Linked DNA regions of Homo sapiens: region 2 is linked to region 1. Evidence: read pairs that join two places in POLR2A ChIA-PET (ENCODE). Cell type or tissue: Caco-2. All regions are shown on one strand. Links, peaks and the distances in the headings refer to the core of each region. The heading gives the core; the rest is flanking DNA.

Evidence for each region. ChIA-PET counts read pairs that join two places held together with the same protein. Peaks named below come from ENCODE experiments on the same cell type or tissue, not always from the same donor. Only the 100,000 strongest peaks of a DNase experiment are listed, where the experiment ranks them.
Region 2: POLR2A ChIA-PET joins it to region 1 with 11 read pairs; 8 of 35 experiments call an interaction of 5 or more read pairs at or near these places.

What each region holds. Positions count from the first base shown.
Region 1 is chr6:43,419,225-43,426,274 of GRCh38, reverse strand. It overlaps LOC105375065 (a long non-coding RNA gene), which reads right to left. Exons shown (of 6, transcript XR_007059585.1): 6 at 261-1,582. Among named protein-coding and RNA genes, the nearest start is that of ABCC10, 4.8 kb to the left of the region's middle. RefSeq lists an enhancer at 259-780. In Caco-2, for the core only: no CTCF peak of the experiment used is centred there; no DNase peak of the experiment used is centred there.
Region 2 is chr6:43,300,136-43,307,185 of GRCh38, reverse strand. It overlaps SLC22A7 (solute carrier family 22 member 7), which reads right to left. Exons shown (of 11, transcript NM_153320.2): 6 at 5,928-6,051; 7 at 5,494-5,603; 8 at 4,772-4,986; 9 at 4,423-4,531; 10 at 2,942-3,148; 11 at 1,648-2,515. The coding sequence ends at 2,461. It overlaps CRIP3 (cysteine rich protein 3), which reads left to right. Exons shown (of 8, transcript NM_206922.3): 5 at 669-740; 6 at 873-967; 7 at 1,062-1,119; 8 at 1,311-1,714. The coding sequence ends at 1,372. LOC124901319 (a long non-coding RNA gene) reads left to right here and starts at 5,600. Exons shown (of 2, transcript XR_007059582.1): 1 at 5,600-5,779. In Caco-2, for the core only: no CTCF peak of the experiment used is centred there; a DNase peak (open chromatin) is centred at 4,008.

The DNA of each region.
Region 1 (7,050 bases), core at 1,050-6,049:
CCAGGCTGGTCTTGAACTCCTGGCCTCAGGTGATGCGCTTGCCTTGGCCTCCCAAAGTGCTGGGATTATAGGTGTGAGCCACTGCACCTGGCCAGGCTCCACTTCTAATTCTAATTCACTTGCTGTTTCCATCACATCTGCAGTTACTTCCTCCACTGATGTCTTGAAGGTCCATCCGTGAAGGTTGGAATCAGCTTCTTCCAAACTTCTGTTAATGTTGATATACGTTGTCCTCCTCCCATGAATCCCATGAATCACAGTTTTTTATTTATTTATTTATTTATTTTTATTGATCATTCTTGGGTGTTTCTCGCAGAAGGGGATTTGGCAGGGTCATAAGACAATAGTGGAGGGAAGGTCAGCAGATAAACAAGTGAACAAAGGTCTCTGGTTTTCCTAGGCAGAGGACCCTGCGGCCTTCCGCAGTGTTTGTGTCCCTGGGTACTTGAGATTAGGGAGTGGTGATGACTCTTAACGAGCATGCTGCCATCAAGCATCTGTTTAACAAAGCACTTGCACCGCCCTTAATCCATTTAACCCTCAGCGGACACAGCACATGTTTCAGAGAGCAGGGGGTTGGGGGTAAGGTCATATATTAACAGCATTCCAAGGCAGAAGAATTTTTCTTAGTACAGAACAAAATGGAGTCTCCTATGTCTACTTCTTTCTACACAGACACAGCAACAATCTGATTTCTCTATCTTTTCCCCACATTTCCCCCTTTTCTATTCGACAAAACCACCATCGTCATCATGGCCCGTTCTCAATGAGCTGTTGGGTACACCTCCCAGATGGGGTGGCGGCCGGGCAGAGGGGCTCATCACTTCCCAGAAGGGGCGGCCGGACAGAGGCGCCCCCCACCTCCAGGACAGGGCAGCTGGCCGGGCGGAGGCGCCCCCCCCCACCTCCTGGACGGGGCAGCTAGCCGGGCGGGGGCTGCCCCCCACCTCCCGGACGGGGCAGCTGCCAGGCGGAGACGCTCCTCACTTCCCAGACAGGGCAGCTGCCGGGCGGAGGGGCTCCTCACTTCTCAGACGGGGCGGCTGCTGGGCGGAGGGGCTCCTCACTTCTCAGACGGGGCGGCCGGGCAGAGACGCTCCTCATCTCCCAGACGGGGCGGCGGGGCAGAGGCGCTCCCCACATCTCAGACGATGGGCGGCCGGGCAGAGACGCTCCTCACTTCCTAGACGGGATGGCGGCCAGGCAGAGGCTGCAATCTCGGCACTTTGGGAGGCCAAGGCAGGCGGCTGGGAGGTGGAGGTTGTAGCCAGCCGAGATCACGCCACTGCACTCCAGCCTGGGCAACATTGAGCACTGAGTGAATGAGACTCCGTCTGCATTCCCGGTACCTCGGGAGGCCGAGGCTGGCAGATAACTCACGGTTAGGAGCTGGAGACCAGCCCGGCCAACACAGCGAAACCCCGTCTCCACCAAAAAAAATATGAAAACCAGTCAGGCGTGGCGGCGCGCGCCTGCAATCCCAGGCACTCGGCAGGCTGAGGCAGGAGAATCAGGCAGGGAGGTTGCAGTGAGCCGAGATAGCGGCAGTACAGTCCAGCTTCTGCTCGGCATCAGAGGGAGACTGTGGAAAGAGAGGGAGAGGGAGACCGTGGGGAGAGGGAGAGGGAGACCGTGGGGAGAGGGAGAGGGAGGGGGAGGGGGGAGAGAGAGCGCTTTTTTTTTTAATGGAGGCAGGGTCTCACTATGTTGCTTAAGCTGGTCTCAAACTCCTGGCCTCAAGCCATCCTCCTGCCTCAGCCTCCCAAAGTGCTGGAATTGCAGACATGAGCCAACATGCCTGGCTCACAGATATTCCTAATGGCATCTAGTGTGGTGAATGTTTTCCAGAGGGTTTTAAATTTACTTTGTCCAGATCCATCAGAGGAATCACTGTCTATGACAGCTATAGCCTTATGGAATGTATTTCCTAAATAATACTTGGGCCAAGCACAGTGGCTCACACTTCTAATGCTAGCACTTTGGGAGGCCAAGGTGAGAGGATTGCTTGTGGCCAGAAGTTTGAGACCAGCCTGGGCAACATAGCAAGACCTCATCTCTACAAAAATAAAAATAAAAAATTAGCCGGGCATGGCAGTGCCCACCTGTAGTCACTGCTACTCAGGAGGCTGAGGTGGGAGGATGGGTTGAGCCCAAGAGTTTAAGGTTGCAGTGAACTATGATTGGGCCACTGTACTCTAGCCTGGGCAACAGAGTGAGACCCTGTCTCTAAAATGATACTTGAGGCCAGGCGCAGTGGCTCACGCCTGTAATCCTAGCACTTTGGGAGGCCAAGGCAGGCAGATCACCTGAGGTCAGGAGTTCAAGACCAGCCTTGCCGATATGGGGAAAACCCAGCTCTACTGAAACTACAAAACTTAGCCAGGCATGATGGTGTGTACCTTTAATCCCAGCTACTTGGGAGGCTGAGGCAGGAGAATTGCTTGAACCTGGGAAGCAGAGGTTTCAGGGAGCTGAGACCATGCCACTGCACTCCAGCCTGGGTGACAGAGCAAGACTCCCATCTCAAAATAAATAAATAATAATAATAATAAAATACTCTAAAGTTGAAATTACTCCTTGATCCGTGGACTGCAGAATGGATGTTGTAGTTTTTTTCGTTTCTTTTTTTGTTTGTTTTTGAGATGGAGTCTCACTCTGCTGCCCTGGCTAGAGTGCAGTGGCGTGATCTTGGCTCACGGCAACCTCTGCCTCCCAGGTTCAAGTGATTCTCCTGCCTCAGCCTCCCAAGTAGCTGGGATTACAGGTGTGGGCCACCACACCTGGCTAATTTTTGTATTTTTAGTAGAGACGGGTTTCACCATTTGGCCAGGCTGGTCTAGAACTCTTGACCTCAAGTGATCTGCCGTCTTGGCTTCTCAAAGTGCTGGGATTACAGGCATGAGCCACCATGCCCAGTCTGAATGTTGTGTTAACAGGCATAAAAACAACAGTCATCTCCTTATACATCTCCATCAGAGCTCCTGAATGACTGGATGCATTGTCAATAAACGGTAACATTTTGAAAGGAATCTTTTTTTCTGAGAAGTAGTCCTCCAAAGTGGGCTTAAAATATTCAATAGACCATGTTATAAACAGATGTGCTGTCATCCAGGCTTTGTTGTTCCATTTATAAGGCACAGATAAAGTAGATTTGGCTGTGTGTGGTGGCTCACGCCTGAAATCCCACCATTTCGGGAGGCCGAGGCAGGCAGATCACTTGAGATCAGGAATTTGAGATCAGCCTGGCCAACATGGCGAAACCCTGTCTCTACTAAAAATACAAAAATTAGCTGGGTGTGGTGGTGCGTGCCTGTAATCCCAGCTACTCGGGAGGCTGAGGCAGGAGAATTGCTTGAACCCGGGAGGTGGAGGTTGCAGTGAGCCAAGATTATGCTACTGCACTGCAGCCTGAGTGACAGAGCAAGACACCATCTCCAAAAAAAAAAAAAATAGCTTTAACATAATTCTTAAGAGCCCTAGGATTTTCAGAATAGTAAATGAGCATTAATTTCAACTTAAAGTCACCAATTGCATTAACACCTAACAAGAGAGTCAGCCTGTCCTTTGAAGCTTTGAAGCTAGGCATTGACTTTTCCTCTCTAGCTATGAAAGTCTTAGATGGCATCTTCTTCTGATAGAAAGCTGTTTCATCTACTTTCAAAATCTGTTGTTTCATCCAGGTGTGGTGTCTCACGCCTGTAATCCCAGCACTTTGGGAGGTCAAGGAGGGTGGATCACAAGATCAGGAGTTCGAGACCAGTCTGTCCAACATTGTGAAACTGTGTCTCTACTAAAAATACAAAAATCAGCTGGGCGTGGTGGTGTGTGTCTGTAATCCCAGCTACTCCGGAGGCTGAGGCAGGAGAATTGCTTGAACCCGGGAGGCTGAGGTTGCAGTGATCCAAGATCACACCACTGCACTCCAGCCTGGCGACAGAGTGAGAAATCTGTTGTTTCATGTAGCCACCTTCATCATTGATCTTAGCTAGATCTTCTGGTTAACTGGCGACAGCTTCTGCTTCAGCACTTGCTGCTTCACTAGCACTTTTATATTATAGAGATGGCTTCTTTCCTTAAACGTCATGAATCAACCTCTGATAGCATCAAACTTTTCCTATGCGGCTTCCTCACCTCTCTCAGTCTTCATAGAATTGAAGAGTTAGGGCATTACTCTGGATTAGACTTTGGCTTAAGGGGATGTTGTAGTTGGTTGGGTCCTTATCCAGACACTAAAATGTTCTCCATATCAGCAATAAGGCTGTTTTGCATTCTTATCATTTGTGTGTTCAGTGGAATAGCACTTCTAATTTCCTTCAATAAATTTTCCTTTGCATTCACAACTTGCTGTTTGGCCAAGAGGCTTAGTTTCTGACCTATGTTGGCTTTCAACATGCCTTCCTCACTAAGTTTGATCATTTCTAGCTTTTTTTTTTTTCGCACATTCTCCATCCTAGAAGCTTTTTTTTTTTTTTTTTTTTTTTAAGTGAGAAATGTGCAACTCTTTCTTTCACTTGAAAACTTAGAGGCCACTGGGCCTGGTGCGATGGCTCACGCCTGTAATCCCAGCACTTTGGGAGGCTGAGGTGGGTGGATTGCCTGAGGTCAGGAGTTCGAGGCTAGCCTGGCCAACATGGTGAAACCCCGTCTCTACTAAAAATACAAAAATTAGCCAGGCATGGAGGCGCAAGCCTGTAATCCCAGCTACTCGGGAGGCTGAGGCAGGAGAATCGCTTGAACCCAGGAGGTGGAGGTTGCAATGAGCCGAGATCATGCCATTGTACTCCAGCCTGGGCTACAAGAGTGAAACTCCGTCTCAAAAAAAAAAAAAAGAAAAAAGAAAACTTAGAGGCCATTGTAGAGTTATTTATTTATTTATTTATTTATTTATTTATTTATTTTCAAGATAGAGTCTTGCTCTGTCGCCCAGGCTGGAGTGCAGTGGCACAATCTCAGCTCACTGCAACCTCCGCCTCCTGGGTTCAAGTGATTCTCCTGCCTCAGCCTTCCAAGGAGCTGGGACTACAGGAGCATGCCACCACACTCGGCTATTTTTTGTATTTTTAGTAGAGACAGGGTCTCACCACCTTGTCCAGGCTGATCTTGAACTCCTGGCCTCAAGTGATCCACCTGCCTCGGCCTCCCAAATTGCTGAGATTACAGGTGTGAGCCACCCACCCGGCCTCATTTTAGGGTAGTAATGGACCTAATTTTAATACTGTGTGTGTCAGGGAATAAGGAGGCTCAAAAAGAGGGAGATAGGGGAATGGCTGGTAGGTGGTGCAGTCAAAGAACACATATTTATTAACTTCTGTGTCTTACATAGGTGTGATTTGTGGCATCCCAAAACAATTACAATAGTAACATCAAAGATCACTGATCACAGTGATCACAGATCACTATAACAGACAGAGTGATAATTAAAAGTTTGAAATACTGTGAAAATTACCAAAATGTGATACAGAAACACGAAGTGAGCACACGCTGTTGGAAAAATGATGCTGATAGACTTGCCCAACACCAGGTTGCCACAAACCTTCTATTTGTAAAAATGTAATCTGCAAAGTGCAATAAAGCGAGATGCAGGTGAATGAGTTATGCCTGCATATATTTGAAATTTTTTCACAATAAAGTTTTTAAAAATGGAGATTTGCAGAATATGGAATAGTGTGTTTCAAAGAGTGGTCTATATAGCATTTGCTTTGGAGTCACCTGAGCTGCTTATTAAAATGCAGATTCCAAAGTCCACTCTAGACCTGCTGAATAAGACTCTCTAGGAGAGGATCCTACAATCTGCAGTTGGGTGATTCTTGCACTCAGGTTTAAGCACCACAGATGTCAAGAGCCTTGCCGAGGATTATAGAACTAGTACACATCACAGCACATGTTCTAGATCAGGATCCGCAATACCCAATCCACACCCTTAACACAAGGCCTCATGGTCTAAATTGAATCAGGAACCTCCCTCAAGACTTTTTACTTGAACTACTGTCAAGTACTAAAATATATTATTTTACATTAATAACCTTTTGATTATAATTGCAATACCCTCAGCACTCCTTGCCTATCGCCTTGTAAGATGTGCCTTTGCTCCTCCTTCACCTTCCACCATGATTGTGAGGCCTCCCCAGCTATGTGGAATTGTGAGTCCATTAAACCTCTTTTCCTTTATAAATTACCCAGTCGTGGGTATGTCTTGAAAATGTAGAAATGAAGAAAAGTATGAAGAAAAATTTAAAATCCTTAGAGACACAGTTAGCTAACTGCTAAATTTCAAGCAAGAGCTAACTAGGTGGGGAGACATTATTCAGGGGTACCCCTAACAACCCATCACTTTCTGACTGCTTTCACCATCTACCCCTGCAGTGAATCCTGTGCCTACCATTCCTCTTGGCACTGAGAGCAAGGCAGATGGATCCAAAATCATTATTCTTCTCATTAAATCTTTGGATGTGTCTTCTCACTCACAGACACCCTCTTGACCACAGAATTGCACACACATCAAATGCAGATATGCACATGTGTCCCTGATGTAACTCACAAAATCTAACATTCATACTTATATATTTTTTAGTCCAGCACAGATGCTAACCACTTTTTTTTTCTCTCTGTGCCAAGGTTCTATCTTTTCCTTCTTCCACCTAATTTTCCAGGCTTCAGAGCATGTTGGGGCTTTCAGGTCCCCAGTAAGAATTGTAAGTTATATAATCACTCCTAGTCTGGAAAGCTGATGGGCAGGCAGGTTAATTTAAGAGCTCTAGTTTAACCCAAGAAAATAAGAAAGTTAGAAAAAATAAACTTTTTTTTTCTTTTTTGAGACGGAGTCTCACTCTGTTGCCCAGGCTGGAGTACAATGGCACAATCTCAACTCACCGCAACCTCCGCCTCCTGGGTTCAAGTGATTCTCCTGCCTCAGCCTCCCGAGTAGCTGGGATTATAGGCACACGCCACCACACCTGGCTAATTTTTGTGTTTTTGGTAGAGACGGAGTTTCATCATGTTGGCCAGGCTGGTCTCGAACTCCTGACCTCAGGTGATCCACCCTCCTCAGCC
Region 2 (7,050 bases), core at 930-5,929, 120 kb after region 1:
CCTGGGCAACAGAGCGAGACTCCATCTCAAAAAAAAAAAAAAAAAAAAAAAAAGAGGTTAATTGGGCAGATGGCATTATCCCCTCTCCTCGTGTGTTACAGGTGAGGAAAGTGAGATCCAGACAGGGCAAATGACTGTCCATCCACAAAGCTAGTCAGAGGCAAAGCTGGCCAGGAACTTAGGTCTGTCCCAGGCCAGGGCCATGGAAGGAATGATCTAAAGGAGAGGAGTCATTGGGATAAGGCCAGCCTCTCATATTCTTCAACTTTTCTCCTCTGGTCCCTGTTCTTTCCCTCCATTCCCTGAAGTAGGCAATGACACTGTGCTCCCCAACACCTGACACCCGTGCTGTGGCCAGCTCCTATATCAGCTCAAGTTTCCTGAGGATTGAGTTGCTAACAGGGTTGGGATGGTGGGTACGTGAGCCCCTGGGAGGATGAAAAGGAAGCAGGAGAAGGAAGCAGATAGTCCCTAATACACATAGGGATGGGGCAGGAGGTGGAGTCAGAGGGGGCTCAGCTCTGGGCCTGTAGAAGGCAGACTCTTGGGCGCCTGGGTGGGGCACTCTGGAATGAGCATGGCTTTTGAAAGAGGACAGCACCATATGCAGGCAGGTGCTGGTGGGCATCTCCACCTCAGACATAGCCAGGGCCTCTTCCCCTTTAAAGGCCCTCCCCATATGAAGACATTCACTGGGGAGACCTCGCTGTGCCCTGGCTGTGGGGAGCCCGTCTATTTTGGTAAGTAACAGTGGAAAACTTGGGGAGGGGGATACAGGGTGGGCAGCAAGGGGGAGGGAGGTGATCCAAGGCAGGTAGGTCTCCCTACTCTACCCCTAGAATGGAAGCATTACCACTTCTTTCCACCACCAGCTGAGAAGGTGATGTCATTAGGCAGAAATTGGCACCGACCGTGTCTGAGGTGCCAGCGTTGCCACAAGACCCTGACTGCTGGGAGTCATGCTGAGGTGAGCAGGGCAGGAATGAGTGGTTATGTTGGGAGGAGGCTGGAGATGGGAAGAGAACCAGGCTGAGACAGCTCTCTTTCTCTCTGTGTCTCAGCATGATGGAGTCCCCTACTGCCACGTCCCCTGCTACGGCTACCTGTTTGGCCCCAAAGGTGGGCAGCCCCATCCCAGACACTGGGATGGCATGTACATGCCTGAAGTATGGCATGTACATGGTCTGTGGGTATGTGTGGACAACTTCCCCTGTGGTTAAGCATACCCTGGCCCCCCCACCAAGTTCCCTCTAGGCCTGAACCCTGCACCACAGACCCAGGGCCTTTGGTGATAGGGCTCTCTCTCTCAGGTGTGAACATTGGCGATGTGGGCTGCTACATCTATGACCCAGTGAAGATAAAATTCAAATGAGACGCTCACAAAAAAGGTCACCCTAACTCAGGCCTCCCATCATGCCCCTCATGGTCCAATGGAAGCTACAAAAATCTCCAGTCCCATGGGGGTTGGGGAAGGTGGGATCTTGGGGGCCTGGGCCTAGGCTCCATGGTAGGCCAGAGAGTCTAGACTTTCTCTGCCAATTTTTTCCCTTTCCCATTTCTATCTGGTTAGGGAACAGCCCGTTTTGAAGGGTATCCTCCTCCTGGCCATCACAACCCCTTTCCCCAGCACATTCTGGAGCTTCAAGGTACTCATAAAACTTGTGTTTATTGAATTTCAGCCTCTGTGGCTTCTTCAATAAAATGTTGGCTCCCATGCCTTCAACTCTTCTTTGGGCATGAGACCAGTGGGTTGGAGGATGGGGAGTGTGGGGGTTGGGATGACATGCATTGCCCTGCAGGGTGCCTCGGAGGTAGCAGGGCCAGCCATGAGAACAAAAAGCTCTGTTCTTTTTGTCCCTTGGGCCTGGCATTGGCAGTCCTAGCACCACACAGTGGACAGCATGCCCACCAGCCCCATTGGTACCAGAAGTCTCATATGCTAGTCCTTTCTTTAGCACCATCTCTAGAAGAAGCAGAAGCACCTTATTCAGTAACTCATTTGAGCATGGCAACAGATCCTATGGTAGGGCCTCCCAAGAGGCTTCATTATCCATTTGGGAGATGAACAGACTGAGGCCCAGAGAGGGAAAGCCACATGCCCAAGGTCACACAGCAAGTTAATGGTGAAGGTTTTATCAGAGCCCAGGGCAGACTCAGTGGCTTCCTATCCAGGGCTCTTCCCACAGCTCGTCACCACTGCCCCAACCCAAGGGGCACCTTTATTTACAGAATCCTCCCCAACCGTGAGAGGGGTGCCCAGCAGCCCACTGCATTCTGGGAAGTCAACTGTTCCTAGAAGCCAAATAATCAAGGATGGATGAGCAGAGGGAGCGGGTACTGGCAGCAACTCCGGCCCTAGGCAGAGGGTTCGATACTCCCAGCCTGAGTTGCAGGGCCTGCCCTTCTGCTCTCCCAGCCCCTGCTGCAGAGCTTCTGTGGAGGGCCTGCCTCCACTCCCACTTAGTTCTGGACCTGCTTCATGGGCATCTCTTCCTCCTGAAGACTGGTTGGGGCACTAGGGAGGAAGGAGTTGTGAGCAATGGTGGGGTTTAATCCCCGAGCCTACCACCCCAGCCTGCCCCATCAGGGCTGTCCCAGGGCTCACCCCAGTTCCTGGTATACAAACGCCTGTACAAGTGACTCACACACATGCTTGTACACACCCCTGATGTGTAGGCATACTTGAGTGTGCACACATACACATCTTCCTGAACAACCTTATGTATTTGTGTTCATACACTCATGTACACATTTATGCTTGCAGTTTACATGCCCCCAATCATGCACCCTGAAACACTCACCTGTGCACGCACACATACATGCACCAAGTACACATGTGCAGATATAGTTTCCTGTCTGAATCCTAAGGTGTCAGGTATCTGAGCACCTGCATCCATATGCATGTTATCACACGTACACAGACACAGTCCTGTGCACACACCTCTTTCTCTCCACGTCCTGGATGGTCTCTGGCAGCTGTGCCTGCCTCGTCTCTGGCAGCAGGAGGGCGGTGCCGGCAGCCAGCAGGGCGATCCCCCCATAAGTAAGCTTGGGCAGTGACAGCCACACTCCATCCAGCAAGGCCGCCAGTGGGGCCAAAGAGCCCCCCAGCCGGCCCACCAGTGCAGTCAGCCCCATCCCTGTCTGTCTGTTCAGAGAAAGAGGATGAGGGAGGCAGATGGTGTTCACACCTACCTGGAGTCATGCCCCACAGGGCTTCCCTCCAGGGCTGGCAGGCCCTGATACTCCCTTCTCCCCATATAGCTAAGAAAACTAGGACTTCTTTCAGTTGGTCTTCCCACCCACCTTCAGGCCAGGAGACCTCAAGCCAGCACCCACCAGAGGACAGGGCCCCCATTCTGACAGAGTACCAATTAGGTATCACTAAAGGAGAAGACAAGTCACCAGACTGGGAGATAAGGAAAGGGTGATGTGGAAGGAAGAAGGTCAGTAGTTTGTACAGGCCCTGCCATGTTGTTCGAGGAGGCAAACCTCTTTCTAAACATGACCAGATGCCTAGAATTTTCCTCTTCCCACCTCTCAGTAGCTAGCTGAAAGACCCCCCCAACCCCGGGCCTTTCAAGGGGTTGCTCTTGGGACAGTCCTCAAGGGCATCTCTGCCTTCCAGGGGTGAATGGGATGGGGGTGGGCAGGATGGGGCTTCTTGGGGCTGTTTTCTTCTTCTTATTATTATTATTATTTAATTTTTTTCTTTTATTTATGTATTTATTTGAGACAGAGTTTCTCGCCCAGGCTGGAGTGCAATGGCATGATCTCAGCTCACTGCAACCTCCATCTCCCAGGTTCGAGCGATTCTCCTGCCTCAGCCTCCCAAATAGCTAGGATTACAGGCATTCGCCACCACACCCAGCTAATTTTGTATGTTTAGCAGAGACAGGGTTTCACCATGTTGGTCAGGCTGGTCTCGAATTCCTGACCTTCAGTGATCCGCCCGCCTTGGCCTTCCAAAATGCTGGGATTACAGGCGTGAGCCACAGTGCCCGGCCTTGGGGTTGTTTTCTTAAGGAGGCCCAGAGAGGATGTCTGACGTGGCTCAGGGTCACATAGTACAGAAGATAAGATGCTCTGCCTTCTCCAAGACTAGGGCAAACACAGAGGGCCCTGATTAGCTCTGTATTCTGGGTGTAGTGTGGAGAACGAGTGAGAGGCTGGGTGCGGTGGCTCATGCCTGTAATAGTGCCTGTAATACGAGCACTTTTGGAGGCTGAGGCGGGAGGATCGCTTGAGACCAGGAGTTTGAGACCAGTCTGGGTAATATAGCAAGACCCCGTCTCTACCAAAAATTAAAATTAAAAAAAAAATGAGTGAGAGACCAGGTTGTGGTGCGTGTATGTAGAAGTGTTGGTTAAGACACGTGACTAACAAGCCCCATACCCCCAGATCAGTTGCAGGCTTCCTCACCTGAGCACCGTAGGGTACAACTCTGAAGTGAACAGGTAGGCAGTGGTGAAGGCAGCTTCAGAAAAAGCTTTCCCCATCACTGCCAGGACAGTGCTCCAGGACTTCATATCTGGAGGGAAGCGGGTTCAGGTAGTGAGAGGGCCTTGGAGGAGAGCCAGGGGTGTTCTGGATAGGGTGCGGAGTCTCCAGAGTGGGCCAAACTTAAGTGGTGGAGAGTCTGAGCTCACTGGGTAAGAGCAGGGATCTGGGGGAGGAGTGGGTTCTTGGCCAGGAGGTGGGGTCTCCGGGGAGTGGGCAGGGTTCCTGGCCCGGCTTCTGGGGTGGGCAGAACCTATGGGACTGGGCTCACCGGAGGACACTAGCAGTCTAGTGCCGAACGCCAGGGCCGTGCCCAGCAGTGTCCCGGCTTGCGTGAGGCGGCGTCCTGCGTAGCGCACCGACAAGTAGACCAGCAGCTTGGAGGGCAGTTCCACAGCCCCGAACAACAGCTGTGTCTGGTACACGTTCAGCCCCAGCCCCGACACATCCAGACTCAGGCCGTAATAGGAGAAGTTCACTCCGAACCTGAAAGGAGTCTCAGTGCCACTTGGCGGACCCTCCTTCCCATCCCTCTTTGGCCTCTCTTCTCAGGAAGACTTGGCATTTTACAAGGGCAATCTCCTTCTGTCTCTGCAACCCCCGGTCCCCCCGCCAGGACCTTCCCTGACATCCATAATGCCCTCTGTGCAGCATGCGCCAGTAGTCAAAGCGCCTTTACCCTAATTTTCACAGCAACCCTGACATGGAACTGACAACAGTCCGTTTTACAGAAGGGACACTGGGGCTCTGAGTGGCTAAGTCATCTGTCCCTTTCCAAGTAAGGAAGTGGGAGTCTGAGCTTGAACCCATGTGTCTCTGCTACCTGCTTCATTTTCTGACTTCCCCAGGCAGATCGCCCATGGAGGTTTATCCTCCTGCCCTCCACAGTGACACTCTACTTGTCCCTCAGAGCCCTTCTCACACTCAGCACCAGCCTGGAGTTTGCTCCTCCCTCCCACCACACCCATGCCAGACCCAAGCCAGCCTCCTCACCACACCACCACGCAGCACAGTGAGATGTGTCGGAGCCGTGGTGTGCGGAACAGGTCTAGGTATGAAGGTCTTCGGACCACCCGTTCCCCGGCGGCCACTTTGCTCACAGCCTGGTAGGGAAGGAGGTGAGGTTGTAACATCAGAGTTGGCTATGTGATCTCAATGGGACACAGTACTCTCCCCCCACCCCTCTCTATTCCTCCCATCTGCAGTGGTGGGGATGGAGATGCTCATGGCAGCTGAGACGAGTGGGTCTCGAATGATGGATGTGGCCCACTGGAGCCAGGTAGGACATCCTAAAGAGTTCGGAACTCTCTGTGGGGGCCCAGGGGCTTTTCCTGCCATATATGGTGGGCTCTGGGAGGGAGGCACTTGACACAGCCCACTCCCCACCACACACATATATGCATGCTCACACACACGTTCACCCTCACCTCCTGGCTGAAGCTGTCCTCACACACTGGCCGCCCATTGAGCCTGGCACAGTGGAGCAAGTACCTGTGGGCCTCTTTCACATGGCCTTGGGTCAGAAGCCAGCGTGCAGACTCAGGCACCCACCTAGGAATAGGCAGAAGGTCCATCAGCCAGAAAGTCATGACCCTAAGCCACATGTTCCTGGACATACTACAGGCTCTCAACTTCCAGGCTCTTGCTCATGTAGTCCCCTTAGCCTGGAACATCATCTCCTCCCCAAGCCCTCCACACTTGATGAGCTCTTATTCATCTTTTAATGCCCAGTTTAAAAGCCACCTCTGGGCTGGGTGCAATGGCCCATGCCTGTAATCCAAACACTTTTGGAGGTCAAGGCGGGAGGGTGGGTTTGAGCCCAGGAGTTCAAGATCAGCCTGGGCATCATGGCAAGACCCTGTCTCTACAAAAAATCAAAAAATAAATATTAGCTGGGTGTGGTGGCACACGCCTGTAGTCCCAGCTACTCAGGAGGCTAATGCAGGAGAACCACTTGAGCCTGGGAGGTTGAGGCTTCAGTGAGCTGTGATTGTGCCACTGTACTCCAGCGACAGAGCAAGACCTTATCTCAAAAATAATAAAAATAAAAATAAAACACCTCTTCCCACACTTCCTTGCCCAGGCCCAGGTCCTCCATAGCCTGGGAGTCCCTTATTCAACTGAATTGTCCTTACCCTCAAGACCAGCTCCCAGCACCAGCCACTCACTTCTCCCATGGGTGGCAGGAGGGAATGAGATGAAGGAGGGACAGACATGTAGACATATCCAGAAGGGTCATCCAAGGCCAAGTCATCTTTAGGAGGCAATGTAGTGCCCACCCTGCCTGTCCTCCCACTCTCCGGCCTGAGCTCCCCACCCCCATGCTGGCCCTGCCCCTATCCCCAACTCTCCAAGGGGCCAGCCTCAATTTATGTTTGGCTCTGTCTTTATCTCTGACTCTCTGTATCTTGTTCTCTGTTTCTCACTTTTCCTTGCCATCTTCTTTCTGTTGATCTCTGTCTCTCTGTCTCTTTTTCTCTGTGTCTCTTTCTGTCTCTTGGTCACTTCGTTTCTCTTTCCCTTCATCTCTCAATCTCTCTATCCTCAAAT